2 separate regions of the Mus musculus genome follow, and region 2 is linked to region 1. The links are chromatin contacts, found by Hi-C or POLR2A ChIA-PET in ENCODE. All regions are on one chromosome and are shown on one strand. Each heading gives the region's core, a stretch centred on a gene start or an enhancer-like site at or near the end of the contact. The rest is flanking DNA. Distances are from core to core; before and after follow the strand shown.

Region 1 (5,881 bases), core at 934-3,433:
ATCTAGAAAACCAAAGCCTCTGTCCAGTTCCTACAAAGACCCTGGCTTCGATGGCATTTGCATTCCCACACCACCCTCATTTTTCAGAGTCATTAAGCAGGGGAAGGGGGTTTGCAAACTATTGTTGATATTTCCCATGTCTGGGGGACTCTTTGCAGAGTGAGAGACCTTGCCCTGACTGCTGACAAGCCTTTGTTTGTTTGTCTCTCAGAACCCCAATACATTGTAGCTACTTACTAAATGTGGGGTGACTGATTAGTTTGTGTGTATAGTATAGTAGTAGTAGTAGTTGTTGTTTTTAAGATTTATTTATTTTATATAAGTACACTGTAGCTGTCTTCAGATACACCAGAAGAAGGCATCAGATCTCATTACAGATGGTTATGAGCCACCATGTGGTTGTTGGGATTTGAACTCTTGACTTTTGGAAGAACAGTCAGTTCTCTTAACCACTGAGCCATCTCTCCAGCCTAGTATTTGTTGTTTTTTCAATCTTGAGTATGAGAGCTAGTTGCAAAATGCTGTTAAAAATATCTTGTCATTGAATTCCTGTCAGGACCACAAAACAGGTGCCTCTCATGACACCCCAGGTGACCTTGCTGATCACCATTTATGTCTCCTTTGTTTGCCAGGAAAGACCCTCAGAGACCAACTCCAATGTTGACAGCTCAGCGCAGCCTTCAGTGGCCCAGCTGGCTGGGCGCTTTCGGGAGCATGCAGCTGTGGCCAGGGAGGTGAGTCTGGATGCTTCGGGCATCCTCTTGGGGGGGGGGGAGTTGGGGGGGAAGGAGCTGGAGGAAGGAGTAGCCTCACTGAGGAGAAAGAGGGCAAAATTTGCCTTCCTGGCTTAGGCAGAGTCTTGCCCTCCTGGAGTAAGGCTCCCACTGTGGTGAGGAGGGGTGACAGCCAGACAGTACGGATTCCCTTTCATCTTGATCTTCCACTGACACAGGTGGGCAGTGTTCCCCTTTGCCCAGCCTGGATTGGTTCAGAGTAAAGAAGTCTCTGCACACCCAGCCCCTGCTTCTAGCCTAGGAAGCAGAAGATAGGCAAGACCCCCCCCCAACCCCCCCCACCCCCCCCACCCCCCCCCCCCGCATCAGATCCGGAACTGAGAATTTCGAAGGAATCACATTCAATAAGAAACCAGGAATGTGGAAAAAAAAGGGACCCAGGACTAGGAGATTCTAGAAGAATCCTGCTGAAGAAGAAAATGTTTAATAATTTAATAAGTGTTATGCTTTCGGACAGGTGTACTGGATTGTCTCGTGTAGTGGGTGGCTTCCATTAGAAGTGAGCTGCGGGGAGCAGCCGCACACTAGTGTTAGAGGAAGAACCAAGACTTCAAGGTCAGCCAGGAATGGGTGGTGCATAGCTTTAATCCCAACACTTAGGAGACAGAGGCAGGAGGATCTCTGATTGGAGGCCCGGTCTACAGAATGAGTTCCAGGATAGCCAGGGCTACACAGAGAATGAATCCTGTCTCAAAAAACAAAACAAAACAAAACAAAATAGGGGGGTGGGGGAGAGAGTCAAATAGCATCTGGGAAAGTCAAAGGCAGCAAGAGTTCCCGAGGTGGGGGAGGGGTTTGCCTGGATCCCACGGGAGCCCAGCTGCCTTGTTCTTTTAGGTATGTGATTTTGCACTGGTAAAAGTGGCCCATGATTTCTAAAGAGGAATGCACTAAAGGGCAAAGGAGATGGCATTGATCTGAGGGTCTAGTTCTGCTTCTCAGCAAAAAGGCAAAATGCGGATGTCATCTTGCAAGCTTGGCTCAGATTGGAGGGGGTGAGGGTCAAGTACAAGAGAACCTTATTGCTGAATAGAAAGGCAGAGGGGCTCAAGGGTTGCGGATGCGCAGCAGGAGGACAGTCCCTTAGACATGCAGGCAGGCCCACTGCCCATTCTTTCCTCCCCAGACATCCCTAACCATTCCTAACACTGGTTTCCACCTTCCTCCTCCTCCCTATTGCCTGATTCACTGCCTCTCTTTTTCTCTCTGTGTCGTCTGTCACTCTCCCTCTAGACACCAGCCAGTAAGCCAACAAGAAGGAAACCACCTTGCTCCCTCCCCCTGTTTCCCCCCAAGGTAGAGCTGGGCCAGAACGGTGAGGAGGTAAGTGCCGCCCTGGGAGCACGGCTGCTGCCCGCTGCCCTGGGCATGCGCACGGCTGCTGCCCGCCGCCCTGGGCACGCGCACGGCTGCTGCCGGTGGGTTTTCATCCTCCTTGTAACAGGAAAGAGCTGCAAGCATCACAGTTTCAGGCCTTGACGTTGCCACAAGGGTGGCTTCACCTCCGGTACAGGAAAGAGTCTCTCTTAATACTTCCTGCGTCTTTCACTGTGGAGGCTAGCTCTCCCTTAAGCCTCCTTAAGGGATCAGTCAAGTACCAGAGCCATTTTTCAGTCCCCAAGTCTAAGGGTGGTAGAGGAGGTGTAGAAGGGTCCTTGGGGAGAGAAGCCATGTCCTCAGAGGCAGAGAGCTACAGTGCTGGAGAAGTTCATGGCCTCTCCATAGCCTTTGTAAAGGCTGGCCATTGTTCTGCATCACTGGAAGAAACCCAGAGCACACAGGAGGCCTCCTGCCTCTCGGATATAAATAGCCAGTGCTGCCGACTAATGAAGGCTCTGGTGTTATAGATCATAGCCAGTAATAGAGCCCCAGCCTTCATGCTGCCCAGTCTTATTTATCTAATTGTAGCTGTTAGAGTAGCTGCTGCAGGCCCCAACCCAGCAGCCCGGGAACCTTCGCTGTGGTCACGGTCACGGTCCTGCCAGAAACCAATTTGCATGTTGTCTTCAGGCCGCAGAGGCCAAGCCCAAAATAGAGCAAACAAGCCAAACAGCTCAGTTCCCAAGTCCCACCTTAGCCCCTCTTCTTCCCTTCCCTTCTTTTCTGGGACCAGCATCCTCATAAAAGGCACGGAGTACCCCTGTGAACTTGGGACATTTTATCCCCTACAAAGTGAAACGTTTGATGTAGATGAATGGTTTTCGAGCCTTTTGTCAGCCCCAGGGCTCACAAGCAGAAGTGCATCAAAAAGCAAAGAACCCGGGCCAGCAAGAGGGCCCAGCAGGTGAAGGTGCTTACGTGCCATCAAGTCCATTCATTGGCCTGAATCCGAGTTCTGTCTTTAGTAACCACATGGTAAAAGGAAAGAACCCACTCTCAAAGGGTGTTCTCTGACCTCTACACGCATGCAGTGACACACGTGCAACACACACATACACACACACACAATAAACAAACAAATTAATACTAGATAAGTGTGATTAAAGAGCAGTAAACTTGGTACTTAGATATGGCTCAGTGGTTAAGAGCACTGGCTGCTGTTTCAGAGGACCTGGGTTCTGTTACTCCAGTGCCAAGGAATCTGATGTCTTCGTTTAACCTCTCTGGACATCGGTGCACAGAGTTACATGCAGGCAAAGCACCTGTACACATAAGGTTTTTTTTTTCAGCCAAAATAAATTCTGAAACATTTAAAGGGCCGAGAAGTCACAGCTACCCCCCCGTTGAGTAGGTGCGGAGTCCTGGGTCCACCTGCTCTGGGAATAACTTCCCCTCCACTGAACAAGGGTAGTCTTGTGAGGTGAGAAATCCCAGGGGCTGAGTTTAAGAAACTCTGTGTTTTTGTTGGGTCCCCACCAGTGCTGTCATCATGGTGCTGTGACTTCATGGGGTTCCCAGACAAAGCTATGACCAGCAACTTCTCTTTACTGAGGGTCAACTTCTCCTAGCAGCTCTTCCCTGCTGAGCTTGGCACCTCTGCTGTGGTATAATGGGCTGTGGCTGCGGCCATCTGAGCTGTCCCCTGATAACCTAGGCTTGCCCCAAGAGGACTCATTGCTCCACACTAATACCTTATTTGTAAAATGAGAACGAGAACATCAGTGGAGGGGGCGGGGGATGCAGAAGCGATGCTCATGGGAACGAAAACAGATGCAGTGGGTCGGGTTTGTAGTGACTAGAGTATACAACTTCATTTCAGGGACTTTATGAGAATAGAAATTTAGAGCTTTCCTTGAAAAGTTAAACTCGAGGAATGGCCAAGGGATAGAATGGTTTTAGATTGAAAATCCATTCTGGAGTGAGATGCTGTGTGTTCATGACAACATTGCCCCCAGGGTTAGTCACTTTCTTTTTGCCTTGAAATTTACAGAGTAGGGCATCACGAACCACAACAGTGATGCCAGCACTTCGGAGGATTGCTAATTCAAGACCAGACTGGTCTACATAGCAAGCTCCAGGCCAGGATGTCACAATGAGACCTCTGTCAGAAAGAGGGTGCAGTTCACCTGCCTGGCAGGACTAAATGGAGGTGTTACAAGCCTTTGTAGTGTGTGCAGCCTACAGGAGCACCTACATCCCACAGGCACAGACGTTGCTCACACATGGGGGTGGGTAGGATGGCTGGGACTCCTATATATTCTGTGTCTGAGATGTGGAGTCAGCCCCAGAATTTCACCTACAGACTACAGGCAAAATGACAAGTTACCTTACCTGGGAAAACCAAATGACAGGGTGTTGAAAGGACATGAACACCACTCCATCCAAAACTATCAGATCAACAACTTATATCATAATACATTATTGGGATGGTATAGCAATACACATAAACATAAAAATGTATGAACACCACGTTGGTTCATCTCCACTGACTGACTTAGTCCCACCACTGGCCTGATGCCTGTGATTAAATTATCAACTAAATGTTGCCATCTGCTGTCCATGGTGTGAATTACATTGGCAGTTGTACGGGGCTTCATTCTGTTTTGTAGTCAAATCAGTACAGGGTCCGCAGTCCGACATCTGCTAGGTCTCTAGTACTGAAATTATATCACCTAAAGTGAACTTTGGTAGCAAAATTTTTGCTGTAGTTTCTAAAGCTGAAACTTCCAAAACACCATTCCCTTGTGAAGACCAGAAATTAAGAACCTCCCAGTTGGGACAGGAGGATCTTGACACTCACTAGAAACAAAAGGGTCCATGACTGACTGCCTCAGCAAAGTGTCTGACGAGGGAGACTCACAGCGATAATGGCAACCCAGAGCTTGAAGGGAAGGCCTCAGCATCCTTTGCCTTAGCCACCACATCCTGACAGGACAGGCATCCATCTGCCCACCAAAAGCAGAGTCAGAAGGAGGCAGGTCTCTGAGTCCCAGTCATCCACTGCCCCACTGCAGCATACTCTCCCTCGACACTGGGAGTCGACACCAGCTGAGTCGGTCTCTCTTCTTCTACAACTATAATATAACCAGATGTCTCAGAACATTACCCAGAGATCAGCAGTACTTCTCTTCTTATGGTTTCCATACACTCATATATGGAGACAGGGGTGGGTTGGAGTGGCCCAAACTATTGGAGAAACCCCTCCCGTGCTTGGCCTTGTCTATCAACCTGAAAGGCGTTTTCCGTTTCTTCACCCTCCCTTAATCATTACGTGGCTGCTGTCCTTCTTGCATTGTAGTGGGAATTTAGAATAAAACCAGGCACCAATCTGGAATTATACATATTTATAAATATGTAATCTGGAAGCAGGAATGATTCCTGGTGTGCACTGATCACAAAAGTAATTAGCAGAGTATACATAGTAGAGAGAGCAGCCTCTGACTGTTAGTTATGGGAAGAAACTAAATCACCTTCATCCTCATATAACTAACACAATCCGTGGTGGGATTGGTAGATACTTAACACACACATCGGCCTGTTTATATGAATATTCAGTGTTGGGGGAAATTCTGGCATATGAACCACGCTGTTGGTGGAATTTTCCAAAGTATTAATCCAATGGAGGGGCTTTAATAATACCTCTGCCTGATTTCATTCCCAGCCTGTGATTTATTGCTTTGTTTGTGACCAGAGAGTGGATGGCCATT
Region 2 (5,881 bases), core at 2,447-4,946, 45 kb before region 1:
CTGTCTATCTTATCACAGCCCCAGGATTTAGGCCTGAAGTATAGACAATCAACTGCTCTTTGTAATTGTGATTCTATATCCATGGATTCAAAAAATACTCAGGAAAAAAATATATACTTCTACTGATCTCATACAGATTTTTGCTTTCTCCTTATTCCCAAATAACACAATTTATGCTGGGCACAGCATTTACATTACCATAGATATTGAAAGTAATCTGAGGCCAGGAAGATGGCTCAGTGGGTAAAGGTTTAATTGCCACCAAGCATGATGACCTGAGTGTGACCCTCTGAACCCACACAGTGGACAGAGAGAACCAACTTTCAGAAGTTGAATCTGACCTCCATATATGGGCTGTGTGATATGTGTGGTCTCACACACACACACACACACACACAGAGAGAGAGAGAGAGAGAGAGAGAGAGAGAGAGAGAGAGAGAACAAATAAATGTGAATCTTTAAGAGTTAAGTAAGCTAGAGATGATTAAAATATACAGAGCTCTGTGCATAGCTATATGCAAGTATCATGCCATTATATACAAAATACTTGAGTACCACAGGTTTGGGTACCTGTGGAAGGTAGGGCCGGTATTCCTGGAACCATTCACTGTGGGTCAACTGTATGTATGCTTTAGTTAGTATTTATAGTCACTATAGAACATTTTCTTCCTGCTCTAAATATTAAAATCGAGCCAGGAGTGCTGGTGCACACCTGTGATCACAGTACTGAGAAGCTCTGAGGCAAGCCTGGGACACAGACAGACTACGCTGTGTAGTGTTAACCGTCAACTTGACACAACCTAAAATTAGTTTAAGGCAGAATTATTTGGCTAGGGTTGGCCTGTGGGAGTTAAGGGCTTGTCTTGATTGTTAACTGACCTAACCCACTGTGGGCAACACCATTCCCTTGGCTGGGCCTGATGAAAGCTAGCAGAGCGTGCACTAAAGAACTGTGTGTTTATTCTCTGCTCTGAACTATGGATATGTTATTTTAAGGTCCTGCCTTGATTTTTCCCAAATAAATGGGTTGTAAACTGGAATGATAAGCCAATAACTCCCCATCTCCTCTATGTTGCTTTTGGTTGGGGTATTTTATTACAGTGACAGAAATGAAACTAGAACACAAATGCTACATCAGGTTTGTTAATCAATTAAAATAAGTGATCAGCAGCACTAGAAGGCCATTTACAAAGAGGTAGCTATTGGCGCCTCTGAAAGTTCTGCATCCAATCAATTTATTCAGATACCACTTATGGCTTTTGATGGTCTCTTCCACAAAGTCCTTTCTCCCCTAGGACCTAGAGTTGGTGCCAATGTGATTGTTGAGTGACTCTGACTTTCCTTCCCATGTACAGATTCTGCTCGTCTGCTCTTCTTTCAGCTTTCCACATAGTCGTTCATCCAACATTTATTGACAGCCTGTGTGTAAGGGCTGCCTGCATACATGGCGTCTCCTCTCCTGCCCTTTGCTGGCCCAAGCTGCATTGCCGGTGATCCATAGTCTTGCCTCTGTTTCTTGTTTAGCTGGTTTAGATTTTTAGACTGTGTAAATGGAAAACCCAGGTTGAGCAGGCTAGACCCTGGAGAGTGGAGAGAGGGGGAACTGAGACAGCCACTTTCTCTTCCCCTTGGTTGTCAGAAGAGCTGGGTATGTATGAGTTTGCCTGCCTCCACTTTGGTTTCTGGTGATCCTCTACAGAGGTGGGAGGGAGGATAACAGAAGAATACATCCCACACATACTCAGGATTGCTGAGCACAGCTCTGGGTTTCTGTATTCTGCTTTACTCCTTCTCTGGGAGAAGGGCCCTGATGGAGGCAAAGAGCTCTGGTTCAGCATGCTTTGCACTTGTTCCCAGGAACGTGGAGGGGCTGTGGTCTTGTCTCTGTGAATCATCTGTTCTCAGCCTAGGGAGGCCCTGCCTGAGGAGGGAGGGGCAGGAGAGCAGCTGCACCTCACCTTGGTGGCTGCGGTATTATCTGGGCCCAACGGTTTCTTCTGGGTAGATACTTCCGCCCGCCTGCTTGTAGAGCCTTAAAGACTCATGCTGCTGTCTTTGAGTGGAAAGGAACACCTAGCTCTAAGAAAAAGGGGGAAGTCAGCCTGACCTGAAGGCACACTCCTGTCATCAGGGAGCCAAGGCAAGGGGATCAGAACTTCAAGATCAGCAGGACATTCCTTTCTTGCTTCCATCATCTCTTTTCTAGAATCTGCTTGCAGCTGTGTAGATAGAATCAGGGGACTCTTTCGTTGGAATCCAGAATCCCTGACTCTTAAATAAAAGGATTATGGGGCTCTTGTCCATCTGAACTATGTAATGAAGCTACATGCTTTTAAAATAGCTGCTCTTTCCAAGCATCTACCACCCTGAGAAGATGCAGAAAATGAAGATCAGATAAGAGGCTTTTCTAAAGGAACTCATCTAGAAAGCATCGGACTAGAATCTCACCCTCTGCCTGCTTCTGAAGCAGAGGTCTTGCCCCTATATGCTGCTGAGTTCAATGAACAGAGGCTGCCCTGACTTCATGGTTTACAAGGTAAGATTTAGAAGGCCTGTGACGTCAAGATCTATAGACCAACTGTGATGAGAAGCAGTCGGGGCAGCCTTTGCAATGTGGGTGAGTTCTCTGCTGGTTTGTGGTAGTGGTTTCTCTTGGGCTCTTTGCACAGGGGCAGCACCAATGCCCTGTGCTATGGTCCACCAATGTGTTGGCTCTCTCTCTCCCTTGCATAGCAGGTCTGGGTTTGGAGTACAAAGTTGAAGGATGCTGTAAGAAGACACACAGGCATCCTTATCAGCCAATTCCCTGAAGAAATGGGACCCTGAAGAGACACCCAGAGCTATAACCCAGTAGCAGCAGACAATGGCCTCGGCACAGATTCAAGTCCCTACATCCCTCCCACGCAGCCTTAAACCGACATTCCCTGGGGAGAGTTACTAAGCGGGGGCCTTATGTGAATTGGATGTTTAGGACCGTGCCCTTTGCTATATTTAATAGGAATGGGAAAAAGGTCCTTTAGCAAGCAGCATGTCGAAGCAGATATTCCCACAACCCCCTAAGCTGCATGCATCAGAGCAGAGGAGAAGAGTAGCCTGCTGCATGCGGCAGGAAACTTGGGGAAACTTTGCTTGGATTCCTCTCCTTCTTCATACACAGATAGATAATAGATGGACAGACTGATAATTGTTTCCTGCAAATGGAATCCAGGAAAAGAGGTATCAAAGCTAAGGCTACTGAACACAGGAAGGCCAGGTATTAGGTTAAGTAATACAGGAGAGGATGGGGGGAGGGGGAGGGAGAAGGAGGAGGAACGGAGGCTGGGAAAATTGGTATGAAAAGAAGGAAATGGCAAAGAGAAAAAGGATGAAAAGGCAATTCTAATTTGAGGCACAAGGAAAGTAAAGAAGGCAGGCTAAAAGAGGGAGAGTTGAGGTGGTCTGAAAAAAGTGCAAAGCCCAGGGTCCTGAGAAACTTCCGCGAGAAAGGGGGCGCGGCGCTGCCCAGCCCATGTTTGGGCAGATTAATGGAGTCGTGGCGGCTCGGGCTCTTGAGTCCTGCCTTGGGAGGGACAGTATCTGTTTAGATTTGTGTCTAAATTTAAACCCCGATCCGGCCTCCCTCTCTGCTCCCCTCCACTCCCCTCCCCTCCTCCTGCGTCCCTCGGTCCCTCCCTCCCTCCTCCTCCTCCTTCCTCGTTCTCTGGCGCAGGGCCCCCAGCTGGGGCAGTCCCGCAGCCGAGTGCAGCCAGGCGCGCGCCGCCGCCCACTCGCCCTGTGCCCGCTACAGCCCCGAAAGTGACCCGGGCTGGGAGCCGAGGGGACAGCGGGGATCGTGGGCTCTTAACCCGAGAGAGCGGGCGTATCCGCAGCCGGAGGAAGACTACCTGGAGGACATGGAGGTAAAAGACCGGCGGGGACACGGGCCTGGGGGAGAGGGAGGTCAGAGCGCTCCTGCCCAGGTCGCCGTTCCTGCTCTCAGCAGGGAGCACGCAGCCGAAAGGTCGCGTAGGCCAAGTTGAGAAAGGCTGGTCCTTGCTCCTCGGAGACCCCTGTGGGCAGGCGTGGGCTTGTCAGGAAAGGACTTCAGGCGAAGGAGGGGCCTTTGTAGGGGTTCAGGTATTCTGACTGTGCACATACGTGCTTTGGGGGGGGGGTTTAGAAAATAAAACTTAGGTACAACTAAAGTCATAAACGGATAAAGGTGTGAACCAAGAACCCCAAAACAAAACTCCAGCAACCCTGACTCAGGCATTGAGAAACAGAGTTGGCAGTTGAAGCCGGGACTCTGCCCGCATGGCTTCCCGTTTTGATTGCAGTGTGGCTTTTCCGACCAGTTGTTCTCTTACTTCTGATGCCCCTTGTTTCTGTCACATCTTCTTTCAAAACTTTCTGAAAAGCTCCCTTGCCGCCGATCAGATAAACTTATTTCTGAGATATTAGAGGCTCTCCAAGATGCCCTGCCTCCTGAGGTTGTGTGCACCTTGGGGTGTGGTAGCCGTATCTGAGAGGTTTGCAGGGGCGAGTCCCAGACTTTCTCTGCGCTTCTCCAACCTCAGTGGAGAATACTGGCCACTACTTTCCATCCAGCTAGTTCATCTAGCTTCCTCCTCCAGGTCTATAGATTTCCAAAGAAATGTTTCCCTTCAAACCCAGACCAGCTGCAGGTGAACTCAGAGGCACAGCATTGGCAAAGCCCCAGGTTCAACTCCCAGGGTCACACACTCAAAGAAAGAAAAAGAAACTGTGACCTTTTATTGTATTCTAATCAATCTCAGTAGGACCTGGGATTTTCAAAGAGGAAAAAAGGAGATGAAAACCCACAGGCCTAAAGGTGATTCCTCCTCCCACTCAAAAGGAAAGAGCTCCTCCTTAGCCCAAGGTCTGCGGAGATCCCGGGCACAGAAGTTCAATCCCTTCCAGGCTTGAGTCCGCTCATCTCTTCTGAGCTTCACTGTCTGCTCTAAAAGAACAATAGCAAGGCTGCATATTTAGCTCAACCAGTTGTCCTAAAGTAGCAAGGTTGCATTTTGCATTCTGGGCACTTGGGAGTGCTGAGTACCTGGGGGGCTGGGGTCTGAGATGGACTCTCTGTAGCGACTTGTGCAAGTCAGGAAGCAGTTGATTAGGGTAGCTAGACCACAAAGCGTTCCAGATGGATCCCTACAGATGGTCAAGACCTTGCAAACTCAAAGCAATAGGATTCTCTGTGCTGACTACTGCTACAGGACAGAGGAGAGAAACAGAGGGGGGACCTGGGAGAGGTTCATAAAGAAACTGCTGTACTTACGAGCCCCCTCCTCGAGGAGGGCTCAGGGTACCTCTGGTGACAAGCCAGAAGCCAACAGAGCTGTAATGGACACAGGATGGAAGCCCAGCTGGACTTAAGCAAGGTGTTGCTTGAAGGCCCCCAATGCAAGCTCTAACTTTAATCTAGGGAAACACAGAAGGGGCTCCCTTCCCAGGCCCACTTCTTCCTCCCTCAGCTGAGGAAGAAACAGAGGGAGTCCAAGGCCCTGAAAGTATCAGCCCAGCAACTTCCTGTGTGGCTTGGTAGGCGGGAGGCACGAAAAGAGAAGGCCCTCCTGTCTACAAGCTGATATACACAGTAGCGGAAAAGGGTTGGATGGAGAGAGCCAAATTCCTATGTGCCAAAGGCTGGACCAGCACAGGGAAATTGCCTAGTCAACCAGAAGGCCAGACAGATCCGCTTACACCCATTCACCCTGAGGTGTGCCATGGCCTTGAGGGCCCACGGTGACTGTTTTTGAAGTTCCTTTCCAGAACCAGTCACAAAAGCCCAAACAAACAAGCGAAACACCACAACAGGTAGCAGCTGAGCTGTTGTTAAAGGAAGTAAAGAGGAAACAGAAGACAGAGGAGG

What was found. Hi-C counts contacts between places; a loop is a spot of excess contacts on that map. ChIA-PET counts read pairs that join two places held with the same protein, here RNA polymerase II (POLR2A).
Region 2: a map of heart shows a loop between it and region 1 (3-fold over the local background). The contact joins the promoter of Rcsd1 here to the enhancer-like site in region 1. A Hi-C loop is called at or near these places in 7 of 37 maps with a recorded cell type or tissue (gastrocnemius and heart). POLR2A ChIA-PET finds 5 or more read pairs at or near these places in 2 of 5 experiments (both embryonic stem cell).

What each region holds. Positions count from the first base shown.
Region 1 is chr1:165,659,802-165,665,682 of GRCm38, reverse strand. It overlaps Rcsd1 (RCSD domain containing 1), which reads left to right. Exons shown (of 7, transcript NM_178593.3): 2 at 633-734; 3 at 2,028-2,117. Among named protein-coding and RNA genes, the nearest start is that of n-TPcgg2, 20 kb to the right of the region's middle. Within about 2 kb of position 2,183, at least 2 of the 3 ENCODE cell types and tissues checked have a DNase peak (open chromatin) inside an H3K27ac peak, as active enhancers do; they include gastrocnemius and heart, where a contact is called at or near this core.
Region 2 is chr1:165,705,909-165,711,789 of GRCm38, reverse strand. Rcsd1 (RCSD domain containing 1) reads left to right here and starts at 3,696. Exons shown (of 7, transcript NM_178593.3): 1 at 3,696-3,899. The coding sequence starts at 3,894.